Linked DNA regions of Homo sapiens: region 2 is linked to region 1. The links are chromatin contacts, found by Hi-C or POLR2A ChIA-PET in ENCODE. All regions are on one chromosome and are shown on one strand. The core of a region is the stretch at or near the end of the contact, and the rest is flanking DNA. Distances in the headings are between cores, read along the strand shown. Region 1 holds the start of SNHG29 (small nucleolar RNA host gene 29). Region 2 holds the start of GID4 (GID complex subunit 4 homolog).

Region 1 (4,724 bases), core at 1,130-3,629:
GCAAAGAAACTACATTTCAATCTCACTTTCTGCACCAACTGACAGTCAATCACAGGGTAAGAGATATCTTCAGAAAACCATAGGTTCACCACTACACAATCTGCCGGTAATTCCAGCTATTTTGGGTGATTTCATCATTTGATATCTTTTTTTTTTGAAGCGAGTTTTAACAAGATCAGCTGTTTATTCATTCCACTATGGGGTTGAAGGGATCATTGGCCAGCTCAAGGCTTACCTTCTCTTGGGCTGAGATGCTGCTGCCAGCTCTAAAACAGCACTCTGTTCTCAAAACCTGGGGGAATGGAGAAGGCGCATACACCTTAGAGACTGCAGATGCAGAGCAGGACAGGCATTTCTGATGACAGTCAATTAATGACTTTACAAATTTAAGTCCATCCTAACAAAAGCCCCTTAAGACCTAATTAGAGGTAATTTTTCTAAGTTTTTGTAAATTATTGAGGACTACAAATCTTAATTAGCTTCTCAGTAGGTTGTAATTTTTTTTTTTTTTTTGAGATGGAGTCTCGCTGTTGCCCAGGCTGGAGTGCAGTGGCACGATTTCGACTCACTACAACCTCCGCCTCCCGGGTTCAAGCGATTCTCCTGGCTCAGCCCCCAAAGTAGCTGGGATTACAAGTACACGCCACCACACCCGGCTAATTTTTGTATTTTTGGTAGAGATGGGGTTTCACCATGTCGGCCAGCCAGGCTGGTCTTGAACTCCTGACCTCAGGTGATCCACCCACCTTAGCCTCCCAAAGTGCTGGGATTACAGGCCACTGTGCCCAGCCTCAGGGGAGTTGTAATCTCCATTTCAGTCATATCAATTTAAACTTCACAAAGCTAAGATTACTTTTCCTTTTCACATCTGAGGAAAACTACATCTCAGCAGACAGGTAATTTGCCCGAGACTAAACAGCCAAGAGGTAAATAGAGTAGCCCCTCTTTCTAGGTAATCCACCCTGGCTCCACTGCCACCGGAAACTAAAATCAGTATCTCTGGGATAGGCTACACTGTTACAAGGTATTAGGTTAACCAAATCCAATTGCCAATATTCGACCTGACAGCTAGGCGTGGTCAGCCACTAGCCTCCCCATAGAGCAAGGCTTACCTCATGGCAGGCTCCTGGCTCCAATACTCAGCTGCCAAACATGATGCTGATTCTTCACGAATTTGCAACCTAGGTGAATATAGCAATTAGGTCACCGTTCAAACAAGTTTACTCCTGGGAACCAGCAAGTGGTGAAGACTTGACTGCAATCAGACAGGAGTAGTCTTCGTCAGTTATCGCTTCTGACGGCACTTCCTATTAGTGATTTCATCAGAGCAGTCAAGCACCTCACAACCCTCCAGTACTGTTCCAACCGCAGATCTAGACCCTACCTGAAACTTAAGCTAACCCTGCTACTGGAGACATTTCTTAACGAAGGAGTTTGTTTCTGCATTATCAGTTTGCTTTAAATGCAGTTCTAGGTTAGGACTGTGGCTGAAGCAGCCATCTCCAGTTTCTATTTAAGTTCCACCCTATGCAATGACATGATAACGTTACCCTAAAGTGTATAAAACACCTAAACGTAGAAAACTGTCAAAACGCCAATTTCCGTGCATTCAAGTGACAAAACTACGTTCCATGTTAAACCCTACACCAGAGAGCCTCTCACCTCGTGGCTACCCCGTCTTCAGCACTCTGCAGTGGGTACGCAATCTTAAAGAGGGAGTAAGGACAGGAATTCAGGGCAGGGCTCTGGCAGTTACGGTCAACTAAGTTGTAGAGGTTTCAGCGACTGCGGTCAGATAGACATTAGACGTCGTCAGTTATCGCTTCTGACGGCACTTCCTATTACAAGTATCATCAGGACAGTCGAATAAGTCTTCCAGTAATACTGTTACAATCTTACCGACGTACACCGCCCTCGGGGTACCCCAAACTGCAAGCCGACCCCAACTTACCCAGTTCTCTCGGGTTTGCACACCCCCACTGTGGGCCGGGGAACCGGGTCCCGGCCTTCGCAGACTCCAGGCTCTGGCAGATGTGGCCCTACCACAAAAGAGTGATCCATGAGCCTCAGCCACGGCAGCCGGATTCGGCCCCGCGCTGCCCTGCCAGGCTGTCCAATACCGGGCCGCAGCGCCCGCCGCGAAAGCCACGCGGGCGCAGGAGCCGGGGAGCCACGCCATCTCAACAGCTGCCCTCCGCCCTCTAGACAGGCTTCCCGGGAACATCTCCCCAGAGACCACAGAAGCTCGAGCTCTTTATTTGCTCTTGCCCCCCAGCTACTACTCCCAGATTCCTAGAGAGCCTACCTCCATAACAACGGGAATGAAAAGGTCACACCTTATGTGCGCCAGGCCCTTAAGGAGTCGGAATATCCCAATCCTCACAAAAGGAGGGGGACGCTGGCAAAGACTCATGGGAACTTTCCGCCAAGTAACGATTTAGACCGGCGCGCTACCCAGGACTCCCCCTCCTGTTGAGTCTATGGTCTCTTCCACAGCCCCGGGAATTCTGGGTCACAACACGCGCGGGGAGTTCCAGGGCGCCTGCGCGAGGGCTGGATCGCGCGTTTGGGCCCCACCTCCGCCACTCCTTAGCTGGGTGGTCTTGGGCCAATTACTCATTCTCTTTAAGCTTCCGATTGGTCCTCTAGTAAACGGAGACACCAGCGCCCCAGAAGATCACGTGAGATGACACACGTGAAAGCCTGTAGAGCTGTGGCACAAGGCAGCCATTCATCCTAGTAGCTCCTCCTGAATCTATTGAGCGTTGCCAAATACTCTCCCCACAGCTATTTCACCACATCCACGGGGCTTCTCAAACCCCTGCGCACTGGTCACCCTCATTACTCCTTTAGCACGACCTTTAGGGAACGAGCTGACGTCTTATCTAGATCCACGTCCATCCTCTGCTCGCCTCTGGGGTAAAGCTCTGCCCACCTCCTTTCCTCTCCTCATTCCTTGGGGCCTCCTCCACCTATGCCCCTGCCTCACCTTCCATGGAAAACTCTCTCTACTGTGGCTTTCCTTTCAGCCTATGAACATGCTCAGCTCTCTCCTTGAAAAAGAATCCATGCAACCACGTTTTGCACACACACGTTATACCAAGGGAAAGAAATTCATTTTGACTGCAAAAAACTGGGAAGACAATCATAAGACCTTTTGAGCTGGCCTCAGAAATAAGTGTAGGGTTTTTGTTGTTGTTGTTGTTGTTGCTCGTTTTTGTGTTTTTTTGAGACGGAATTTCGCTCCTGTTGCCCAGGCTGGACTGCAATGGCGCGATCTCCGCTCACCGCAACCTCTGCCTCCCGGGTTCAAGCGATTCTTCTGCCTCAGCCTCCCGAGTAGCTGGGATTACAGGCATGCGCCACCACGCCCGGCTAATTTTGTATTTTTAGTAGAGACGGGGTTTCTCCATGTTGGTCAGGCTGGTTTCGAACTCCTGAACTCAGGTGATCCGCCCGCCTGGGCCTCCCAGAGTGCTGGGATTACAGGCGCCCGGCAAGTGTAGGGTTTTATTTTATTATTATACTTTAAGTTCTAGGGTACATGTGCACAACGTGCAGGTTTGTTACATATGTATACATGTGCCATGTTGGTATGCTGCACCCATTAACTCATCATTTACATTAGGTATATCTCCTAATGCTATCCCTCCCCCCACCCCCAAGTGTAGGGTTTTAATGGAGGAGGGGGGCTTCCAGCAAGAGCCAGGTCAAGGGATCAAGCACGAGGTCTCTCGGCCTGCATGAATTTGGGGAGAGTGCTAAGGAGGGAGGGGCAACAGAGGTGGAGGGGAGGAGGTGTCTGGAACTGCTTGGGCAAAACCGTGGGGGTCTCGGGATGTCAGCTAGGGCATTCTGTGGGTACTGGGGAGCCTCTCAGGCCTTCAGAGCACAAAGAGGACATGTTTGTCTTATGTCTTAGGAAGGCCCTCTGGCTGCCCTGCAGAGAATGGCTTGGGAGGGGTGGGAATTGAGCAAGAAGCTCGGTAGGAAGAGAAAGCAAGAGAGGTGGCTTTAATGGGTTTTCCCAGGTACCTGCCCAAAAGCAGGGTGGGTGTGGAAAGCAAAGGGTGTCGTGGTGGAGAGAGAGGAGAGGTGGCTGTTTGCCCATGTCCATCACCATATATCTGCCACAACAATGGGCACAGCACCTCAGCCAGCTGCCTGTACCCAGGAAGAGGACAGTCCCCAGACTTGGGGATGTGGGGGTGAGGGTGGGGACACAGCAACTGAGGGTCTCTGTGCCCAGGCAAGGGCAGGAGCAACCTAGTCCCATACACAGACCTGTGCACACAGAGACATGCAGACATTGCCAGCTCTAAGGGTCCCAGCAACTCTGCCCAAATAATGTTTCCAGAAGAGTTAGTTAGTGAAAATATATATTTGCCACCAGAATTCACTGGGACCCCAGAGCCAGCAGATGTGGTTGGAAAGATCCTCTGCTCTGTCCTCTGGCCTCCTGCTGCATCTGGGCCATCAGTTGGACTGGAGGAGCTGGACGGGCACATAGTTTTCCTCAGAGGCACCATCCTCATCCTCCTTGGGAGGGGAAGCCAGGACAGGGTTCTCGAGAGTTCCTGTAAACAGATGGCAAGCACTGTAGCTTAACCCTTGAGTGTGTCCCCAGGAAGCAGGCACCAGGGAAACGGGGCCACAGTCATGAAAACACGTCATGCCGTGGGGACAGCCTCAGCGATCCTGGAGGCCAGCAATCCTTCTCCCTG
Region 2 (4,516 bases), core at 1,243-3,742, 1.6 Mb before region 1:
CTCTGGGCTGCCTGAGACCTATCAGCCCTGCCCCAACTCAACCACTGCTTCCCCTGGTTCATGATTCTCCTTCTGAAAGGAGCTCAGAAGTGATACCCTAATGACAGAAGGGAGCAGCAGTTGCTGCAGTAGCCAAAGCAGACTCCCCTTTGACGCCTGGCTATCTTGCCAATTGTCCCCTACTACATCAGAAACCATCAAACTGAACAACAGGGACAAATCCAAGATCATCCCAAACGTGACCCACCCAGGGATCTCACCTCCAGAATTCTATGACTAGGTGCAAAACAAACCGAAAAACCCCTGTACCTTCATACTCGACTCTCACATTTTAAGAAGAGGATCACTACATTAGGCATACAGTTATGAAGACAAAAATATTTCAGCCACAATCGTATTTCCATTATAATAACTATCGTGGCTCATGATAGAACTTTACAGCCCAAAGATATGATTAACATGACGATGCTGTTTCAAGTAAGCAGAGAAAATGATTTATTCCCACAAAGCAGTATGAGAATAAAAGAGTGATGAGTGCTCCGCAGTTAGCAGAAAGAAAAGGCACCCTCATTGTCTTTTGGATGGGAGACCTACTCTTCAGAAGTGAAACTAAGATTTGTTTTAAATGACCAAAAGGAGAGCTTGAGGAATAAATATACTGTACATTCCACCCTCACACCCCGGGGGGTGGGGCGGGGGGGAGGCAGTGGGGCAGCACACAGTGCCTTTCAGAGGGACAGGTGTTTGGAGGGGCTTCTGGGAACAGCCTGGCAGATGAGGTGTCAGACTAAGGAAAAAAAGGGCAAAGGGAAGGGGAAAGGGGTCCTTAGTCAGGCAGGGGTAGGTATAGAGGAGGAAGAGTTTTGTGGGGAGGGGAGATAAAAGAGTATTCACCACTGCCACTCCATTTCAGCTGGCAAAAAGTGTCAAGCCTGAGAGGAGTGAGGTGTGGGAAAGGCCCAGACAAGTGAAGCTGTACTTCCGAAGCTGATCAGGGACTGGCAGCAGGTATTCAGGAATCCAGGTCAAATGGGGGGAGGCGACTGGACATGAACTAAAATTGGGTGAGTTAGATTTCCCAGTACATGGGTACCAGAGACTAAGAGGAAGCCCTGTGCCTGTGTAGAGAAAAGTTAAGAACAGGAAAGAGGGTCCCCTGGAACCAGGATCGAGCAAGACGAAGGTATGGGGTGGGGAAGTCTGGATAGAGGCCAGGAAGACTGGGAAAAGACTGCAAATGGTCCCAGAGCAGGGGCAGGAGGCCTGGGGGTGGAGAAGCTGGAAGGAGCTGGGTGCCTGGACCATGAAGAGACAGAAGCAGTGAGTGGAACAGGGGACCCAGGAGGCAACATCCCAACAGACTGTGAGCAGCACTCAGGGAGTGAGTGCCTGGTCTTGAGGTGAGGCCAGGGCCTGACCAATCAGTTGCGGGTTAGGTGCTCCCCCGTCTGGGGGTCTGATGAAGCCCTCCTAAGGAGATCTCAGGAGGAGGAAGACCCCAAGGTCTGCGGATTCCTGGAACTGAGGAAGGGGCAGGAGGACATGTCTCAGGTCTGAGAGAATCTGACGTGGGCCCAGACATGGGGAGGGTCCCAAGTCTGGTGAAACCAATGGAGAGTTCTTCAGGGTCTGAAAAGGGCTGGTGGCAGTCCCTGATCTAGGGACGACAGGTCATGGGGAGGAAGGACCCAGGCCTTCTCCGAGTCATGAGGGGCTTCCGGATCCCAGACGGGCCGGTCACGGGCTTCAAGTCTGGGAGTGTTCGGGGTCCGCCAGGAGCCGGTCACGACGGGCTCTGGGTCCGAAGGGGCAGGTCAGGGCTGGGGCTCGGAGAGTGTGAGACACAGGCTGGGAAGGTCCCGGGTGGGAAGCGCCGGGTGCAGGAGGCCCCGGCGGCGAGGGCCTGTTCCGCGGCTGCGGGGTCGAGGAGCCGAAGCGGGCACGGCCCGTGAGCGCCGCGAGGAGGCCCTCGGGCCCCGGCCCGGCCCGGCGCTCACCTGCAGCACCACCTCTACGTCGTACGAGTTCCCCTTGCTCTTCTGGTGGCCGCGGAACTTGGAGCCGCTGTAGAGCAGGCTGGTGGCCACGCCGGGCTGCTGGGTGTTGATGGGCGGCGGCGGGATGAGTGAGGCCGCGGAGGCAGCGGAGGCACCGGCCGGCGGGGGACACTCGGTGCGGACCGGCATCGCGGGGTCCCCCGGAGCCAGGGCTGGGGGGAGTGGGAGAGGAACCGCCGCCGCCGCGCGGGAGCCGAGGAGGGTGGCGGGGAGGGAGAGGCCGGGGCGCGCACGCGCGGGGTGGGGGCGGGAGGGGCGACCACCCGCCCGCTGCCTGCGGAGCAAGCGCTCCGGCCGCCACCGGGACCCAGGGACCTGCGAGCAGGGCCTCCCAGTCCTGAGCTGGGTCCCCCTCCCGACTTGCCCTCGCGCACACATACACACACACAGACACTCACAGACACACAACACACAAACACACACAGACACACACACACCCCGCCCCTTCCGATTGGCTCAGGCGAGCCTGGGGGGCGGGAGCAGGCTCAGGCGGCGCTTCCGCCCATTGGCGGGAGGAGAAAACACGTGGCGCGGTGCGCGAGCGGCCCGCTGGGACTTGTAGTCTCCTCGCCGAGGCGCGGCGTGGAGGGGGCGGGGCGAGGTGCGTTTGTGATGCTGATTGACTGGGGGTGTGCGCAGGAGGCGCGCGGCGGCGACGGCGCGCCGTAGGTGTCATGCGGAAGATGGCGGCGTCCAAGGGAGGTTGAGGGCTCTGAGGAGGCGTTGAGAGGTTTCCGTACAGCCCGACCGTGCGGCTTTGGGGATCCCATCGCTCTGTGTTTCCTGCTCCAGGTTTCGCGTCTCGCATCTTCCCAGACCCTCGGGCGCGATGTGGAGGAGCTGCCTCCGGCTGCGGGACGGGGGACGCCGTCTCCTGAATCGGCCGGCGGGTGGCCCCAGCGCTTCTATGAGTCCGGGGCCAACCATCCCGTCTCCAGCCCGGGCTTACGCCCCGCCGACAGGTAAGACCATGACATGTTCTTTTGGGTTGGGGCCGAGCTGGGGTAAGGTGGGCTTCGGGCTTCGGCTGTGCAAAGCGAAGTAACTGAGGCAGGGTTCAGGCTCATGAGGTTATGCAGGCCAGTCAGGTCTTTTTACAGATGAGAAAGTGAAGCCCAGACAAGGGCAGACGACCCGAGAGGGAACAGCGAGTCACGCACGATACAGTAATTGATATTTGGCCTGTGCAGGTTTTCTCAAAGCTTATGGCTGCCCTCCCTTTAATAAGGAAAGCAGGTGTCATCTTTGTTTTCAAAAGGGGAAGTTTGGGCTCTGAATCAGGACTTCGTCTGGGTTACAGGCAGACTCTCTCAGAGGTTTGTGGTGTCTGTCTGACTGTTTTCCGTGTCTCCACTGCCCAACACAAGACCTGCCCAGAAGGGACCTAGAACCTGGGCCTTCATTCCTCCATCCCGGGCACTTCTGCTGCAGGTTTCCTGACTTTCCCTCCTACCACAACCTCTGCCATCTGCAGCCTTCTCTCCTAAATAGAAATTGACACCTCCACCTCTGACTGTGGAGTCACCTCCACCTCCAACTCTGATGAAGCTTAGAAGTAGTGGCTCTTTCATTGCTGATGGTGAGTGGTGTCAGGGTAAGAGTGAGAATGACTCATTTCAGTGAATGAAGAGCAGTAACACCCTCCCACCATTCAATTAGTTTTATTGTGCTGGAGGCAGGAGGCACGGTTGTCTTTAAGACCCACCTGTATGTATTGGTAGAGAAGCTCAATTAAAGAAGAAAAAGGCCCACCTGAATGATGTTCACTGTTCATTGCAAAAGGTTATAATATTCTGATTAAATTGTGGTTTATAATATCCTGATAAGGGACATACAAAGAAACTGTGAGAACACAGAGAATCGCTTACTCCCATCTTGGGGATGTTCAGGGTTTAGAATGGGTCTTGGGTGAAAGGGCGTTTGTTTAAGCTGAGCCATGATAGATGAGTAGGAGTTCAGCAAAAAGGTGGGAGAGTGTTGGGTATCTAGAACGTGTCCAGGGTGACAGCAAGGTATGAGGGACTTTTCCCTGACACTGCCTGTTTTAGAAAATCCAGAACTTCACAGGCAGTTTGGCATTGTGGCAGGAGTGCAAATCTAGGATCTGATGCTGGCTGAACCTCTGAGGTCTGTGTGATCTTGGGCATGCAACTACTTCCTCATTTTTCTCCATGCGTTGAAGTACTAGGTTGCCTTTGAGGATCTTTCTGGCTGTCAAGTTCTTTTTTTTTCTTCTTCTTCTGTTTTTTTGTGTTTTTTTGAGACGGAGTCTCCTCTGTCACAGAGGCTGGAGTGCAGTGGCACCATCTCGGCTCACTGCAACCTCCGCCTCCCAGATTCAAGCGATTTTGTGGTCTCAGCCTCCCAAGTAGGTGGGACTACAGGCGTCTGCCACCATGCCCTGCTAATTTTTGTATTTTTAGTAGAGATGGGGTTTATATTGACTAGGCTGGTCTCGA

The links. A loop is a pair of places that touch in the nucleus more often than their neighbours do. ChIA-PET counts read pairs that join two places held with the same protein, here RNA polymerase II (POLR2A). Pooled maps may share reads with other maps.
Region 2: a map of CD8-positive, alpha-beta T cell shows a loop between it and region 1 (30-fold over the local background). The contact joins the promoter of GID4 here to the promoter of SNHG29 in region 1. A Hi-C loop is called at or near these places in 1 of 168 maps with a recorded cell type or tissue (CD8-positive, alpha-beta T cell) and 4 of 50 pooled maps. POLR2A ChIA-PET finds 5 or more read pairs at or near these places in 1 of 52 experiments (T-cell).

The regions. Positions count from the first base shown.
Region 1 is chr17:16,436,642-16,441,365 of GRCh38, reverse strand. SNHG29 (small nucleolar RNA host gene 29) reads right to left here and starts at 2,379. Exons shown (of 4, transcript NR_045025.1): 1 at 2,306-2,379; 2 at 1,113-1,181; 3 at 236-292. SNORD49B (small nucleolar RNA, C/D box 49B) reads right to left here and starts at 1,857; the gene lies at 1,810-1,857. It overlaps SNORD49A (small nucleolar RNA, C/D box 49A), which reads right to left and starts at 1,330; the gene lies at 1,260-1,330. It overlaps TRPV2 (transient receptor potential cation channel subfamily V member 2), which reads right to left. Exons shown (of 15, transcript NM_016113.5): 15 at 4,363-4,577. The coding sequence ends at 4,477. It also overlaps SNORD65. RefSeq lists enhancers at 1,174-2,075, 2,381-2,710, 2,771-2,960, 2,076-2,975, 2,976-3,877 and 1 more.
Region 2 is chr17:18,037,384-18,041,899 of GRCh38, reverse strand. It overlaps GID4 (GID complex subunit 4 homolog), which reads right to left and starts at 2,492. Exons shown (of 6, transcript NM_024052.5): 1 at 1,998-2,492. The coding sequence starts at 2,435. ATPAF2 (ATP synthase mitochondrial F1 complex assembly factor 2) reads left to right here and starts at 2,732. Exons shown (of 8, transcript NM_145691.4): 1 at 2,732-3,019. The coding sequence starts at 2,887. RefSeq lists enhancers at 1,484-1,543, 2,694-2,803, 2,944-2,993, 3,004-3,073 and silencers at 1,894-2,483, 2,494-2,583.